Regions from separate parts of the Mus musculus genome. Here region 1 is linked to region 2. The links are chromatin loops, found by intact Hi-C in ENCODE. Cell type or tissue: gastrocnemius. All regions are shown on one strand. Links, peaks and the distances in the headings refer to the core of each region. The heading gives the core; the rest is flanking DNA.

Region 1 (7,892 bases), core at 2,198-4,697, 390 kb before region 2:
AGAAAAATATTTTATCAGCTGGCTAACCATTTTTATGAATGTCTCACACAGAGGGTGATAGTATTTGACTGCACAGAAGGTGACAAATTGTATAGCCAACACTGAAATGTTTCCATTTGTCCCCTGTTCATTTTGAAGTGGAATACGGTTAGCCAGACATCTATAGGACAGCGGTGAAAGAACCGGCATCACCATGTCTCTGCTCAAATGATAAGTCAGCGCCTGCAGGGTAGCATGGCCACTTACAGAGGGGAGCCTCCTGATCTTCCTCAGCAGAGGGCAGCATTTGCTGTGTCTGCGAGAAGGAAGGCCAGCACTGTAAATGTGTCTGGTTCTGGGATCTTTCCAGAAATTTGGGAGATTATTCACGGGCTGCAAGATCAGGTTCTGGCCCCACCAGCAAAGGGTTTGCACAGGTAAGTCAACGTGTGGGTAGCTGGGGTACAAGACGGAGAAAATGCTTTAATAATGAACTTATGTTAAATCTCAGGAATGTCTGAACATGGCAAAGCTGTGTAGTGCAGAGGTCTCCTTCCGTGTGTTTTGTTTGCAGCTAGATGGTTTGGGTTTTTGCTGTTGCTTGGTTTTGGTTCTCCTTTGAGGGGGGTACACTGGGGACAAACTGATTCCTCTTGGGCTCGGATGTCAGAAAAGCGCAACTAGTCCTGGAAACAAAGTGCACGTCTCTGTGAGTTATCATCCTCCCTCCCATTCTTCTGCTCTCCACGTCATCAAAGTACTGGGTAAAGGCGCCCATTCATCTGAGCAAGGCTAAGTGCCTCGCCACACTGCTGAGAATGCAAAGGCCAAACCCTTCAAAGCACGAACAACACTGTGAAGAGAATAACTCACTCCATCTTCTTGCCTAGAAGACAACCTTGACTTATCTGCCCAAATTTTATCAAAAGACAAACATTCAAGGAAACCCTGAACACCTTAGCCTACCCAGTTCTAAAACCTAAAATCTTTTCTGGTTTGAGCGATGTTCAGGGATGCAAACTCGTGGGACGCGGCTTTGACCTCAAAGCTCTAGCTTTGTGAGGGATTTTTCTAGATTAAGTTAACTGAGGTGGAAAAGCCTACCAGGACGAGAACAGTGCTACCCCATGGCTGGGGTCCTGGATTGAATAGGCAGGAAGCCCCAGAACCTGCCTATCTCTGCCTCTTTCCTGCTGGGGCCACAGGCGTATGCCACCAAGCCTGGCTTTTTGACATGAGCGCTTAGGAGCAAACTCAGCTTCCTTGCATGGCAAGCACTCTACTGAGCCACCACATCCTACCCATGCTTTCTTTTTGCTGTTGTTGTTGTTGTTGTTGTTGTTGAGACCATCTAGTGAGGCTCTGTGTAGGCCTGGTGGATTTGAAACTCACTCTGCAGACCAGAGATCACAGGATCCTTCTACATCTGCTTAAGAGCTGGGGTTGCAGGCCTATGCCACGATGCCGGCCTATCAGCAATTTTCCTGTCTTTTTAAATCTGGTATTAAGTATGTTTTCTAAAGGATTAGGTCTATAATTGTGTGTGTGTGTGTGTGTGTGCACATCTGTATGGGCACACATCTGTTGGAGTGCATGTACATGCACATATGTGGAGGTCAGAGACTGATTCTGGCTGTCTTCTTTCTACTCTGTTTATTGAAGTAGAGTCTCCTGATGGACCTGGAGCTCTGACTGAGCTAGTCTAGATAGCTAGCTTGTCTCAGGGTTTCCATGCCTCCATCGCCACAATGCACTACCCACTAGTTCTTATGCAGGTAACAGAATCAGAATCCAGACTCTTGTCTACACACATGGCAAGAAACTTTATCATCTGAGACATTAGAAAGGGACTCTAGGCCCTAGGTTGAGAGTATTTTAAGGTTTATTTTTAAATGCATTTTAAGTGCATTAAGGTTTATTTTATATGCATGTTCAGGAGTGGGGTTTGTAGGGCATGCATGTAAGTGCAGTTGTCCTTGTAAGCCAAAAAGGGTGTCAAATCCCCTGAAGTGGGAGAGGGGTGCTTATTAGCTGCCAGGTGTGGGTGCTTGGAATTGAACTCCAGTCCTGAGTGACAGCATCGTGGCTAAGTGCCACGCCATCTCTCTAGTGCCAGGTCTAGAATTATTGTTTAAAATTTCCATTTGTTTCTTTTTTTATATTTTCAATTTCTCACCTAAGATTTCTTATTTCTTCACTCATTGCTACTAGTATATTTTCCTTTACATTTGAGCACACATATAATGCCCACCTTTTTGAGACAACTCTAGTTAGCCTAACACCTGCTGTGTAGACCAGGCTGGTCTTGAACTCACAAAAATCTGTTTGCCTCAAGCTACTTTGCAAACATTGTCTAGAGCTGGTGAGATGGCTTAAAGGGTAAAGACACCTACCACCAAGCCCAACAGCTGGGTTCAATTTCTGGGAACCCGTGTGGTAAAAACAGAAGGCTCACTCCATTGCCCTCTGGTCTCCACACACAGCATGCCATGCAGCCACCGCCTCCCCACTAATAAATAAGTGTAATTTTCAAAATATCATCTGTAATTCTGACATTTGTATCATCTCAGGGTAAGTCTCTGCTGGTTACCGTCTGTCTCAGTCAGGGTTTCTATTGACCAAGGCAACTCTTATAAAGGACAACATTTAGTTAGGGCTGGCTTACAGGTTCAGAGGTTTAGTCCTTTATCATGGCAGTAAGCATGGCAACATCCAGGCAGGCACAGTGCTGGAGGAGCAGAGAGTTCTATATCTTGTTCCTTATACAAACAGGAAAAGATTGTCTCATGGGCAGCTAGGAGGAGGGTCTCCAAGCCCAACCCCACAGTGATACACTTCCTCCAAAAAGGCCACACCTACTTCAACAAGGCCACACCTCCTAATAATGCCATTCCCTGGGCCAAACATATTCAAACCACCACACGGTCTCTTTCAAAAATGGGTCACTTTCTGGCACCTGCCTACACCTAGTGATTTTGGGTTGCATGGCATTTTGGGATTATTATATATACTGATTTATTTCAATGCTTCTACTTTACCAGATAATTAACTCAGGTGGTCTCAGGCTTGAAGCTCTGTCTTTTTTTTTTTTTTTTTTTCTTTTTAACTAAAAGAGCTGATGATTTTATTTTCACATTTCACAATATAAGTGAAAGCCACACTTTTTTGTATTACTTCTCCAAAAATATTCTGTTAGGAAGGGAAGTTTCCTTTTCATGTATCTAGTAAACACTCAGGCTCAGCATCAAGATCTCCTGGTGAAACCGAACAAGAAATACAAAACGGTCAAGAGCGCTTCTGCTCTTATCTGTCTGGCTGAGTCATGCCAGGCTGTGTGGGTACCATCATAGGACAGGCGGGAGGTCTCATCATGGGAAGCCAGGGCATCATGGGCATGTGGCCTCCCATGGGTGGTTGCATCCCAGGAGCAGGTCCCACAGGCATCATCCCAGGAGGAGGGGGCCCATCACTGGCATCATGAGAGGGTCTCCCATGTGGGATGCAGGCATCATGCCAGGCCAAGGAGGACTCAGGAGACTGGGGAGCAGTGGAATCATGGCCCCTGCAGGTGGAGGAGCAGAGAACGGAGCGGAGGGATCTTCCCTTGTTGAAATGCAGCCGTTGTCTTGTCAATTAGGCTCTGGGCCTGATCTTCCATCCCTTTCTGGTGATAGTCTGTCACATTCTCTTTGGGTTTCCAACCACTGCAGTGTGTCTTCCTCACAGATGGAGAGTCGTGGGTAAGATAAGTTTCACAGTAGTCACAATAAAACTTGGGCATGTTGCTCCACAACATGGCTAGCCGGGCTTGAAGTTCTGTCTTCTGTGGGACAGCACTGAAACCTCTGTCCAAACGCTTGCCTTTCCTTTGCTATGTATGCAGTCCACAGGCTAGGCTGAGATTTAAGCATTGTCTGTAAAAAGATTTTCCAGGCTATTTCTTTGTGACTTTTTTTTTTTTTTTCTAGATTTTTGGCTGCTGTGATACCCGCTTGCTCCACTGTGGCTCCTCAGACCACAGCCTGGCTGGATTCTACTGAATTTTAGGTAACTATAAGAGACTGTGATAAACTCAGCCTATCAATGCTGCACCCCAGTTTCTCCATGCGTTTGACTGGACATGCCATTAGGTCAGTAGTTCTTAAGATTTTTGTCCAGGATTTACAATGTGGTTAGCAAGCAGGCTGGTTAAATAGAAGCTATCCCAGCAGTATGGAAGGGCTACAGCCTCCTGGCTCTAGCATCCTCTGAATCAACTCCGTCATTTCCAGCTCTGTCCCCTTAGCAATGTGAGACCTAGGAGGCAGAAGTCACAGAAGTCTTCTAGGCTGAGCACCTCCCCTCGATCCCGCCCACCTTTCACTTTCATACTCAACTCGGCATCTCTCAAGGCTGAGCTCCTCCATCATCCTCAGCTTCTGCTCCCGCATATCCTGTGGTGCTACGCTTAGTCTGCTCTTCTCAGTGTGCCGACATACACACTCATCAACTTCTCTCTTCTGGAACTAAGACTGTAAGAATGGAGACTGACTCTTCTACTCAGGGGCCTACCCCCTCGATGGGCCTGGAACTGAGCCAGCCTTCCTTACATCAGATACTTGCTGATGGTTATGGAAAGGGTCAGACACTCTAAGAAAGGCAGGTTTCTGCCCATTAGCTTGCATAGACAGCATAAACGATATTGACTGTGGTGAATGCTGCAGCCCCATCTTCCTGGAAGAGAGGCCACCAGAGGAGGTGGCCCTTTTGCTCGGCCTCATGGAAATGCTGGTGAGAGCTGCTGCCCTTTTCCAACTGCACAGCTTCACACACCTTCCCAAAACGCTTGGGTTCTGTAGGGGCCAGAGGTGGTGGGTGACTCTAATTTGCGGGAGTCAGCTCTCTCCTAGCACAGGGATCCCAGGAACTGATCTCAGGTCACTAGGCTTGGCAGAAAAGAGCTTCTACCCACTGAGCCAGCTCATGGGCCCTGAAGGGAACTACTAGATTTCATCCAATACAATTTTATCCTTGAGACAAAGTGAGCTCTTCTCCCCTGAGAGCCACGAGGAATCCCTGGGGGCCTCCACTGTACAGGGACTGGACTGGCTTTTAAATCAGTCAAAAATAGCAGAACATTAAGTGTCCTGCTAGGAAAGGAAACAGATCTTTGTTAGTTAGTTTGTTTGTTTGTTGTTGCTCGAAGAGTCTACAGCAAAGCTAGAGAGATAACTCTCAGTGGCTTAGAACACTGGCTGCTCTTTCAGAGGACCTGGGTTCAATTCCTAGCACCCACACATGGCTCACAACCATCAGTAATTCCAGTTCCAAGATATCTGAAACCCTCTTCTGGACCCCAGGGGCACCAGGCATGTATGCAGGCAAAACATTCATACACATAAGAGAAATGTAAAAACATTTAAGTCCACAGTCATAAACAATAGACACAAAGGTACCATTCTTGATCAGGCTTGAAAACAGACAAAGAGTCTTGCCTAAGGGTTCGCCCTCCAACGGAAATGTCCCCGTAGAGAGAACTATGTGTCTCTTAAGCCAGTTCTCCTTTCTTCTTTCTGACTCCTTCCCAAGTCTCCTTTCATCATGGACACCATCACTATGACTCCATGCCCAAAGAGTTTTCACATTTCTAATCCAGTATCTCTTTCATGATCATCTCTCCAAAAGTCTTCCCTTCTTTATCCTTCTAAAATAGTACAACAGATACAATGTGTCAACAAGCTGCCACCTAACACTGATTTTCTTGGAAGACATAAATCAGCAACAATTAGAGAACAAACCACAACGTTACAGAAAATTATTTTCTCCTTTATGTCCACAATTTCAAAATAATGACATAAGCTCAGGTACTGGGGGATGTGTGCATTCCTATGTGTACTTTTTAAATCAGACTATGGTCTGCACCGATTGTGAGAATTTATTCCAAACCCCTTTGCATTCTAAAAGCACACACGGGTGGCATTTATACCTGACTGTGCCCTCCATTCCTCTCTGCGGGATGAAGTACATCCCTACAGTGAAGCCACAGGACAAGTGGAGGCCGTGGTTACAGAAGATGTATGCTGGCAAACAAGCAAGAGAGACGCAAAAGGTGCCTTCTGACACCACAACTGTGCCTCCTACAGAGCTAACCAGGGTTACAGCAGGAAGGACTGAGAACAAAACACAGCACTGGATTCATACTCCCATAAAAACCAGACCAATTTTCCACTAAGGTCTTTATCATCGATATCACTTGAGGCCTCTGCTTTAGGGAGGGTGGCTAGCTGCTCTCTTCAGAACCTGGCTTTGTCAAGAGTCAGCATAGGTAAGAAAAGAATTCCTTAAGAATGGTCCTGATGCTGGGAAGAGAAAGGGCCATAGCGATTCCTGGACTGACTCAGCCTGCTAATAAACGGCCCCATCCTGATGCTAATCACCACGGGGGCATCCAAAGACAACCAGCAGCAATCTTGGCCAAATGGCACAGATAAAAGCCATTCATCCTTTAGCATTTCCTGACACTGTGCCAAGACAGGACACAAACCCAGAAGCAGTTCCCAACCAGTAGTTTCAATAGGAATAAAACCAAATAAAGCATGAGGTGGAAGGAGGGTTCCAGTCAAGAATTCTCTGGAAGATCCTATTTGGTAAGACTTGTAGCTTAACAGTATATAAGCTAGTATGATTTGAGACCAATGAAGGCCAATACACGACTCTGATTCTGACAGACATCTATTCCTTGAGCACCAAGGACAAGCGAGTGAGTGTGTGGGTGGGAGAGGGAGAGGGAGAGGGAGAGGGAGAGGGAGAGGGAGAGGGAGAGGGAGAGGGAGAGGGAGAGGGAGAGGGAGAGGGAGAGGGAGAGGGAGAGGGAGAGGGAGAGGGAGAGGGAGAGGGGGAGAGAAAGAACAGGACAGTGACGGCGAGTACCCACCAACCGCATGCTTATGCATTGACGGACATATTTTCTGCCCAGACTTTCCATAAACACACCTGGCCACCTGTCATTTTAAAACCACAAATAATGAAGTGCTCTTGCAAACAGTTACCTGTGAACACAGTTATTAGTTGAGGAACCAATTTTCTGCAGGTGTAAAAATTACATTTCTCCAAAGAAAAATTCAGGAATAGCCAGTTTACTCATTAAGCCTTTAGAATTCAGCTTTGGTTTGCTTTCTCTGAAAATGATTCTTTCCTTTCTGGGTCACAAGAGTTTAACTGCAATGCGAGTGGCTCCTGGGTGCTGTGTCCCAGGCCATCGATTCTCTAAAGAACCAAAGCACCCGGGAGCTTTGATGCCCGTGGATTCTCTCCCCTAAACCTTTGTTATTAATATATCAGAAACTCAAACTGAGAAAAACTTAAATTATATAACCAATGGAATCTATAATGGTCAAAAATTATTAAACTCATAACACTTAAAAACTAGTTGTATTTTCCGAAATAAAAATAATTTCATGATAAGAGTGGTGCTGTTTTACATTTGAGAAAAAAAAAAAGCTCTTTAATGTTTGGCTCACTAGAAAATGGCTAATTCTCATGTGTTTCCACATTCGCTCCACTGTAATCGAGCAGTGTTCATGAGGGAACCTCGACATGGGAGCAGATGTAAACACTCCGAACTCTGACCTCACGTCTTTTTCTCTCTCCCTCTTCTCTCCTTCCTTTCTTTCCTGCTTTCTGAGACAACATCTCCCCGCAGCCCAGGCTGACCTCAAACTCACTGTGTAGTCACTGGCTCTCCAATAACCCCCATTACCAGGGTCAACTATGCTGCCTGCGTGAGATGTAGGATCTGCCTATTTAAATTTTTTAAAGAAGATGACAAGAGGTAGATTTTAAAATGATAATTGTACAGTAGAATGGGAAACTACTTCTGCTGTGTGTGTGTGCATGTGTGTTTGTACACGTGTGTGTGTGTATTTAAAATCACA
Region 2 (7,892 bases), core at 2,344-4,843:
CCAAGACTCAGGAAAGTTCAGTATCTTATCAGATACCACACTGCTAGTTGGTATTAAGGAATTAAGTCTAAGTATGGGTGGTGACATTTGTCATGCCACCAAATGCTCAAGACCCAGCACATTCGTTTTCTGCCTACAAGTGATCTTTTTTCCTTCTCTGCTTACATCAGAAACCACCATATAAACACCAGGCAGAACTGCAGGAGTGCTAATACCTCTTTATAAAAAAAAAAAGAGTGGAGTTCAAAGGCAATCTGTTTTGAAAGATCCATTAAAAGGCTTCAAGAGCTGTGAAAATACAAAGAAGATGTAGGAAAAAATACAATGTCAGTCATCAAAGAGGTGACTCCGGAGAGACACCCAATGGGATCAGGGGCTTGTTCCTTATCTTATGGATACAGAGCCTTCTGGGTAACACTGTATAGCTCCAAGTCTTCCCAGGCTCCTTTCATTTCTTGCCTTATCATAGGTATTTGAGGTTCCTAATGGGTCCTTGCAAAATCATTGATGGGAAATGGGTTGTTTTTCAAGCAGAGTAACTTTGTAATACTCTGGCGTCTTCCTGGGCACAGCCTCTTCCTCCACCATAAGAAAGCAACTTGGCCTCTCCGAGTTCCCGTAGATATGGGTGTTTGGGTCCACAAATCACATATGCATTGATCTCAGCCAGACAGGAATAGTTTATTGAGCATTTGCCCCAGGACTGATCGATCAGGGCCACAGACTAGACTTGGAAGCTAACTGTGACCATGAATGTTTCCCAGGACCAGTTTATAAAGGCAAAACCCACAATGAGCCTATATACACATGTAAGAAGTGCTGCCCAGTGGTCGGCTCCAACTCAAGCTATTTTGGCTAGCTAGATAGGATAGTTCTAATTGACCTTTATTCTGATTGGTCCTAAGTGGAGCTTATGGTTGTGGAATTTCTTAGGATTAACAAACCTCAGAACATAACAGGGTATGTGGTCAGCTTGGCCCTGCTCTGAGTCAAGCTATTTTTCTGTGTCAGTAACAAAATGGCCTGACTGGCAGGCATGGAACAAAATGGCTGCGGCTTTGCAAGGGGAACAGAGTTCAACAACGAGTTTCTCACCTTGCCCTCTAGATAGTACCACAGTGCCTGGAAAATGTGGTTTCGCTCTTGCTCAGTACATTTTATGAACATGATTTTACTTGACCCATTCTCAATGGATTTCTTCTTCATAAACTCATGGCTGTTTGGGGGCGGTTAAAGAGACGAAGCAGAGAAGCCAGAGGCAGCAGGCCAGTGGCACGTCACTCCCTCCCTTCCCGCACGGAGTGTCCACCTGTGGCAGGTAGTTGTTGTTGAGAGGAGGTCTTCAAAGAGCGTTGAGGAAATAAAGTTGGCTTTTCTTGAAATCATCTCTTTGGCAGTTCAGCCACCCAGCTTCCCACCTCTCCAGTCTGAAATGAGGACCATTAACGTCAACGTGAAGGTTTTGGTGGAGGTGGGCCGCTTCTGTCATCCTAAATGTGTTTCATAAGGCATCTGTCACCCAGTTGGAAAGAGATGGATGAGAACCCAAGAGAGATTTAAAAAAAAAAAAAAGTCAGGAAGAGGAGGCAAGTCACAGGGGGGACAGTAGTATTTTATTTCTTTTCTATGATGGACTACAAAGATTTCAGATTCATTTATACTTTTCTTTTCCTTTTCCTTTTTCTTTCTTTCTTTCTTTCTTTCTTTCTTTTTTTTTTTTTTACAGGTTCTTGCCGTGTAGCCCAGGATGCAGCAATCTTCCTGTTTCTGCCTCTCAAATGCTGGGATTTCATGAGTGGCCACTGCTCCCACTTTATTTGTGGTCCTCCCCAGAGCTGGTTGTGGCCTGAGGCGTGAGCCTCTCTGAGGAGAGTTCACTCCCAAGAGATACAGAAGCCAGACAGAAAAGATCTGCCTGACGTGGCCCAGTGACGCCAACGGCAGTTGACCTGCCGGTAGGACTCCTATTTCAGAGTGCTTATTGCCCAGCAAGCTCTCTGCTAGGTGCTTGGAAACAGATTGACTAACATAATGCAGGGATTTTGTAATCTGTCATAAAACCATAAACCACTGATCCACAGACTTTGACCCTCCACAGGTATAATAAGCTCTTTCATTTGGCCGCGCATGTTCTGCCGCTGAGGAGGGAGGAAGGGGGCCGTCTTCTAATTATATAACCTAAGCATATGTTTTGCCAGAGCACAAAGCATTATATTCATTAGCAACAATCTTTTAAGCCGGGTTCTTTTTACTCGTCTGTTAACTAATTGACAGGAAAGAATTTGTATTAATAACATAGCACAGGCAAGCATGGCTAAGTATGACAGGTTTCTTAAAATTGTAGGCAGGCTGTACAAGCCAACATGACTGTCAGCCCTTATGTTGAAATCCTGCTTATCAAAGCTCTCAGTGTGCCTGTTAAACAATAGTGCTCTGGCAGAAAATTGTTCCCCCAGGTCCAAGGCCAGGAGTCAGCGTGGCTTAGCTTGGAGGACTTCAGCTGATCTCCTGAGTGAGGATGTGATTTCTACTTGTGTTTTCTTGAAACCTTGGTGTGGCAGACCCACCAATTGCATTAACTTCCATTTAGTTAGCTTCACTGTTTCTTCCCTGTTGGAGTCCATGTTTGGACACATGGACTCCGTACTGGCTGGTTTTGTGTCAACTTGACACAAGCTAGTGTCATCAGAGAGGAAGGAGTCTCGGTTGAGGAAATGCCTTCGTGAGATGAAGCTGTAAGGCATTTTTTCAATTAGTCATCGATTCAGGAGGGCTCAGCCCATTGTGGGTGGAGCCACCCCTGTGCTGGTGGTCCTGGGTTTTATAACAAAGCAGGCTGAGCAAGCCATGGGGAGCAAGCCAGTAAGCAGCACCCTCCATGGCCTCTGCATCATCTCCTGCTCCCAGGTTCCTGCCCTGTGTGAGTTCCTGTCCTGACTTCCTTTGGTGATGAACAGCAAGCAATGTGGACGTGTAAGCTGGATAACCCCCTCCCCGCCACGCTTCCTGTCCCCCCTTAAAAAAATCTTGGTATGGTTCATTTGCTCTGGACCAAAGTATTAAGTTGGTGGACGGATGGTATTGCTCTCTCTCTCTCCCTCATATTTAATTTTTATTTTATTTCATGGGGTATAAGAAGAATTGTTTCTGCCTAGTGTGGTGACACATACCTATAATCCCAGCACTTGGGAAGTAAGTGGAAGCAGGAAGATCGGGAGTTCAAGGCCACATAACATAACATCTGGTTACATGTTATGTAACATCTGGTTACATAACAAGTTCAAAGCCAGACTGCTGTTCAAAAGGTTTTGCCTCAAGAATAAATAAATAAATAAATGAATAGATAAATAGATAGATAAATAAATCTTAACCTATTTTTCAAATTATTAGCAACTCCACCAGCTCTTGGGTAAGGAAATGGTTTGACAACTAGGAGCATGCATTGCCTTTGCTGGGTTTGGCTCCCAGCACCTATACTGGAAATCTTGACCCACAAATGCCTGTAACTCTAGTTCCAGGATTATACATTCTTCTTTGCATGTAATTTAAATACACCCACTCAGGTCCACACATGTACACATAAAATAAATAATAAAATAAAAGGCTTTAAATGTATAAAGTGGTTGGGAGCAATGGTTCAGTAAGAGCATCCACCACCCCTGGAGGACCTGAGTTTGGGTCCCAGCATCTATTCTGGGAGCCTCATAGCTACTTGTAACTCCAGCTTGAAGTCTTTAATTCCTCTGGCCTCCAAAGACAGCTACATCCACATGCACATACCCACACACAGATGCACACGTAATTAAAATGTAATAAACATGTACTGTTTTTAAATATATGAAGTGACTGAAGAGGAAGCAAAATTAAAAATCTATCATGGCAGGAGTAGTAAGCAGTGCAAGTCTTAAATACCAGCATTCCTGAGGCAGAGACAGGCTGACCTCAAAAGAGTTCAGGGGCAGCCAAGGCTTCACTGTCTCAAAAACCAAAACTAGAGAAACAAAAAAACAAGCAAGCAACTGAAAGCCATCATGCCACATTCTTTATTACAAACTCTAATCTCAGTTGATCAGGTAATACTCTTGCTTTGATCATAAGTGTTGCTGGAATCTAGCTCCTTTTTGGGTTACCTGGAGAGGTAGTTTGAATATATTTGACCCATGGAAAGTGGCCTTGTTGGAATCGATATGGCCTTGTTGGAGGAAGTGTGTCACTGTGAAGGTGGGCTTTGAGGACTCTTATGCTCAAGCTGCACACAGTGTAGAAAGGGACCCTGGTCCTGGCTTTTGTTAGATCCAGATGCAGAACTCTCAACTCCTTCTTCAGCATAATGTCTGCCTGCATGCTGCCATGCTTCCTACCATGATGATAATGGACTAAACCTCTGAAACTGTAAGCCAGCCCCAATTTAATGTTTGGCTTCTTAAGAATTGCCCTGGTCATGGTGTCTCTTCACAGCAATGAAACCCTAACTAAGACACCTGGTGTCTGTCTGCTATCTTTAATCTCATGTTCCTTCCCAGAGACCATACCAAATGCAAGATGATTATAAATATCCCATGACTAAAATCTTTCCATAGTTATCCATTTGTTTATCTGTCTATCCTTCCTTCTCTTAGTGTTTTGTGTACTATGTGGGGGTGGGAGCTGGTACTTGAACGGTTTCACCTTCTCATGCCTGTCCAGTTGGGAAGCTAGCGGGGCAAACAAGCCATGCATAGGTAAATAAGTAAACTGGAGAGTTGCCCCCTTCCTATCCTGTGTCCAAGGGTGCTGCATCCTTGGATTCAAACAGTGTGGAGTGAGAAAAACAATTTAATAAAATTCCAGAAAGTTAGTAGGCTATAGTGAGGCATGCCTGTAATAGCACTTGGAAAGCTCCGGCATGAGTCATGCATTTGAAGCTAGCCTGGGCTGCATAGCAAGGCTGAGCCCAGCCAGCCTTGGCTACATAGTATTTTACAAGAGTGAAACACTTGCGAAACAAACAAAATCCAAAACCACAAGCAACCTCACAAACCCAAAACTGGAAAAGCATTTTCCAGAAAGTTCCAAAAGCAACACACCAAGTGCTGTTCTGCAAATGTGAGAACAGAGTAGTACTCTACACATCCTGCTGCAACCCCCGGCCGTCTCCCAGAAGCCCAGCCTCTCTCAGCATGTGTGGTTTGAGCTGTTCTCTGTGCCTCTTCATCTGCAACTACACAGGATGTCCAGGATGGTTATGTCTGCATCATACGTGTACAGAATTTTTAAGGGATTATCATTTTGGCTGGGCATGGTGGTGCATGCCTTTAATCCCAGAACTCGAGAGACAGAGGTAGGCAGACCTCTGAGTTTGAGGCCAGCTAGTCTACAGAGCTAGTTCCAGGACAGTCAGAGCCACACAGAGAAACTGTGTCTCAAAACATATACATTTATATGTTAATAAGTAAAATACTAATGTATATAACATACATTATTATAATATTTGGGCCATAGAACTTACAGGATGAGAAGGATGGGATGGCCCAAATAATATATATAATGTAATATATATTATAATATATTATATATATTATATATATTACATTGTATATTACATTATATATTATACAATATAGTTATTATATATATAAATATTTTATATAACACACAAGCATTATATAAAATATAAAAATATGTTATATAAATATATAACATGTTTTACATATAAATACAATATTTATATAGTATTACTTCCTGTTTTTCTGGCATGAGTGAGTGTAGATGTGTACATACCCACAGTGCCAGTGTGGCAGTCAGGTGACAACTTTGACCTTGGTATATGCCTTTCACTAAGTTTGAGACAGAAGCTATTTGTTGCTTGCTGCTGTATTTGCAGGCTAGCGGACCCGTTAGTTTTGGGGGATACTCCTATCTCTGTAATCTCTGCACAAGGAGCAGTGGGATTACACATGTACCACGCACGGCACCTGGATATATATGGGTCCTGGGGATTCAAACTCTGATCCTCACACTTGCATGGCAAGAGCTTTACCCACTGAGTCATCTGTGCAGCCCAAGATACACATACATACATACATACATACATACATACATACATACACACATACATACATACATTCATACTCCTAGAAACTTGACTATACCATGATGCTTCTATGGGTTTGGCTGTAACACCTCTCCCCTCTAGGCTGGTGATAATCTTTCACCCCCTGTCTTGCCTCCTCTTTTCTGTCTCCTCTTCTCCATCTCCATCTCATCCCATAAGTTCTGTGGCCTGAGTAAGTCTTGATCCATCTGCATGTTTCCATCTCTCTTTTTGAAAAATTGTATTATACTGGGTTACTAAGACAACTTTTACGCGAGTATATCATGTACTCTGAATATATTTCCCCTACTCCCCCTCTTCTCTCTCCTTTTTCATCCCCCTACTAGTATTCCTTGTTCCCCTACCCTCTACATTTTTTTTTTTTGAGATAGGGTCTTTCAGCACATCCTGGCTGGCTGGGAGCTCTCTAAACAAAGCAAGGTGGTCTTGAACTTACAGAAATGCTACAGGTATGTGCCATCTTGCTTGGCTTCTATCTTTACTCCCCAGTCCTTTCTCCCTTAGACTGTCACAAAGTGACCCAGATTTCCAACCTGAGCTCTATCACCACCTCTAATCCATTTCTTTCCAATGTACAAGATTATTCTAAACTGAATTGTCCCTTCTTCTATTTTTTTTAAAAGAATTAATCCTTTGAGAATTTCATTCATGTATACTGATCATATTCCCTCCCCTTCCCAAATCCACCTCCCCACTCTCATATCTACCCAGCTTATGTTCTCATTTCCTTCTCAAGTCCACGGAGTCTCATTCCTGCTGCACATACACCATCTACTGGAGCGTGGTACCTACCTGCCAGGGACCTACTACACCCTCTCAAAAACTCGTTTCCTGGCAGCCATCAGTTAGCTCCTCAGCCAGGGGTTGGAGCTTCCTGCCCACCTTCCCACCCATGCTGAGACTTTAGTCTGGCTTGAGCTTGTGTGGGTCTTGTGCTGGATACTGTTTGAATCACTCCTCTCTTTCAGCCTTTCATAGTCTAATACCAAGCCAATTCCCCATATTCCCATACTGGAGACTAGGGGCCCTTGAGACTCTCCTGGAACCTTCCTGTCCTTTCGTTTTGAAGATCCCTGGTGGAACATTTCTCTCAATGGCTTCTCTCTCTCTCTCTCTCTCTCTACATATATATATATGTCTCCACACCCCTGTATTGTTGTTTTCTCTTCAAACCACAAGCATGCCTGATTGCTATGGAGGCCGTCTGAGTGTCTTTCTGGGTTTCAGCTTCCCTGGAACTGGAGTTACAGATGTTTGAGAATTAGACTCATGTCCTCAGCAAGAGCAGCCAGTGCAACTAATGAGCCACCTCTCCAGCCTCATTCTTGGTTCTTAATGTCTGTCCCTTCATTAGTTCCCAGCCTAGAAAACAGCTCAACTGTATCACACCTCTGTGGTCCCAGCACTGATGAGGCAGTGTAGGAAGATTATTATAATTACTGTAATGTGAGTCTAGTGAGGGTACGTAGTGAGACCTTCACTCAAAAATAGATAGATAGATGCCAAGGATCAGCCTCAGCTTGGAGAGGGGTTCCTGAGAAAAAGGATATCTGGAATCAAAAACAAATGACTAAAAGTCAAATTCTGGGTTCGAGCTGGTGGCCTATGATCTGCTCAAGATGACTCCCTTGAGAACTCTCTGTAGATGGCTCTTGGCTCTGTAGTCTGCTCAAGACAGCTTTTTTAATTGCTGTGTGTGTGTGTGTTCTGCTTGAGACAGCTTTTTCTTGACATTCTAAAAAACTCTCTGGTTAAGACAACTAACTAGCTTTTTGCTCAGCTCTGGTTAAGACAACTA

What was found. Peaks named below come from ENCODE experiments on the same cell type or tissue, not always from the same donor. Only the 100,000 strongest peaks of a DNase experiment are listed, where the experiment ranks them.
Region 1: it touches region 2 in a loop (2.2-fold over the local background); 2 of 42 quality-filtered maps call a loop at or near these places.

The regions. Positions count from the first base shown.
Region 1 is chr10:42,327,504-42,335,395 of GRCm38, forward strand. All of the region lies in intron 10 of Afg1l (AFG1 like ATPase), which reads right to left. Among named protein-coding and RNA genes, the nearest start is that of Foxo3, 55 kb to the left of the region's middle. In gastrocnemius, for the core only: no CTCF peak of the experiment used is centred there; a DNase peak (open chromatin) is centred at 3,481.
Region 2 is chr10:42,721,612-42,729,503 of GRCm38, forward strand. No RefSeq gene overlaps it. Among named protein-coding and RNA genes, the nearest start is that of Gm15199, 29 kb to the right of the region's middle. In gastrocnemius, for the core only: no CTCF peak of the experiment used is centred there; no DNase peak of the experiment used is centred there.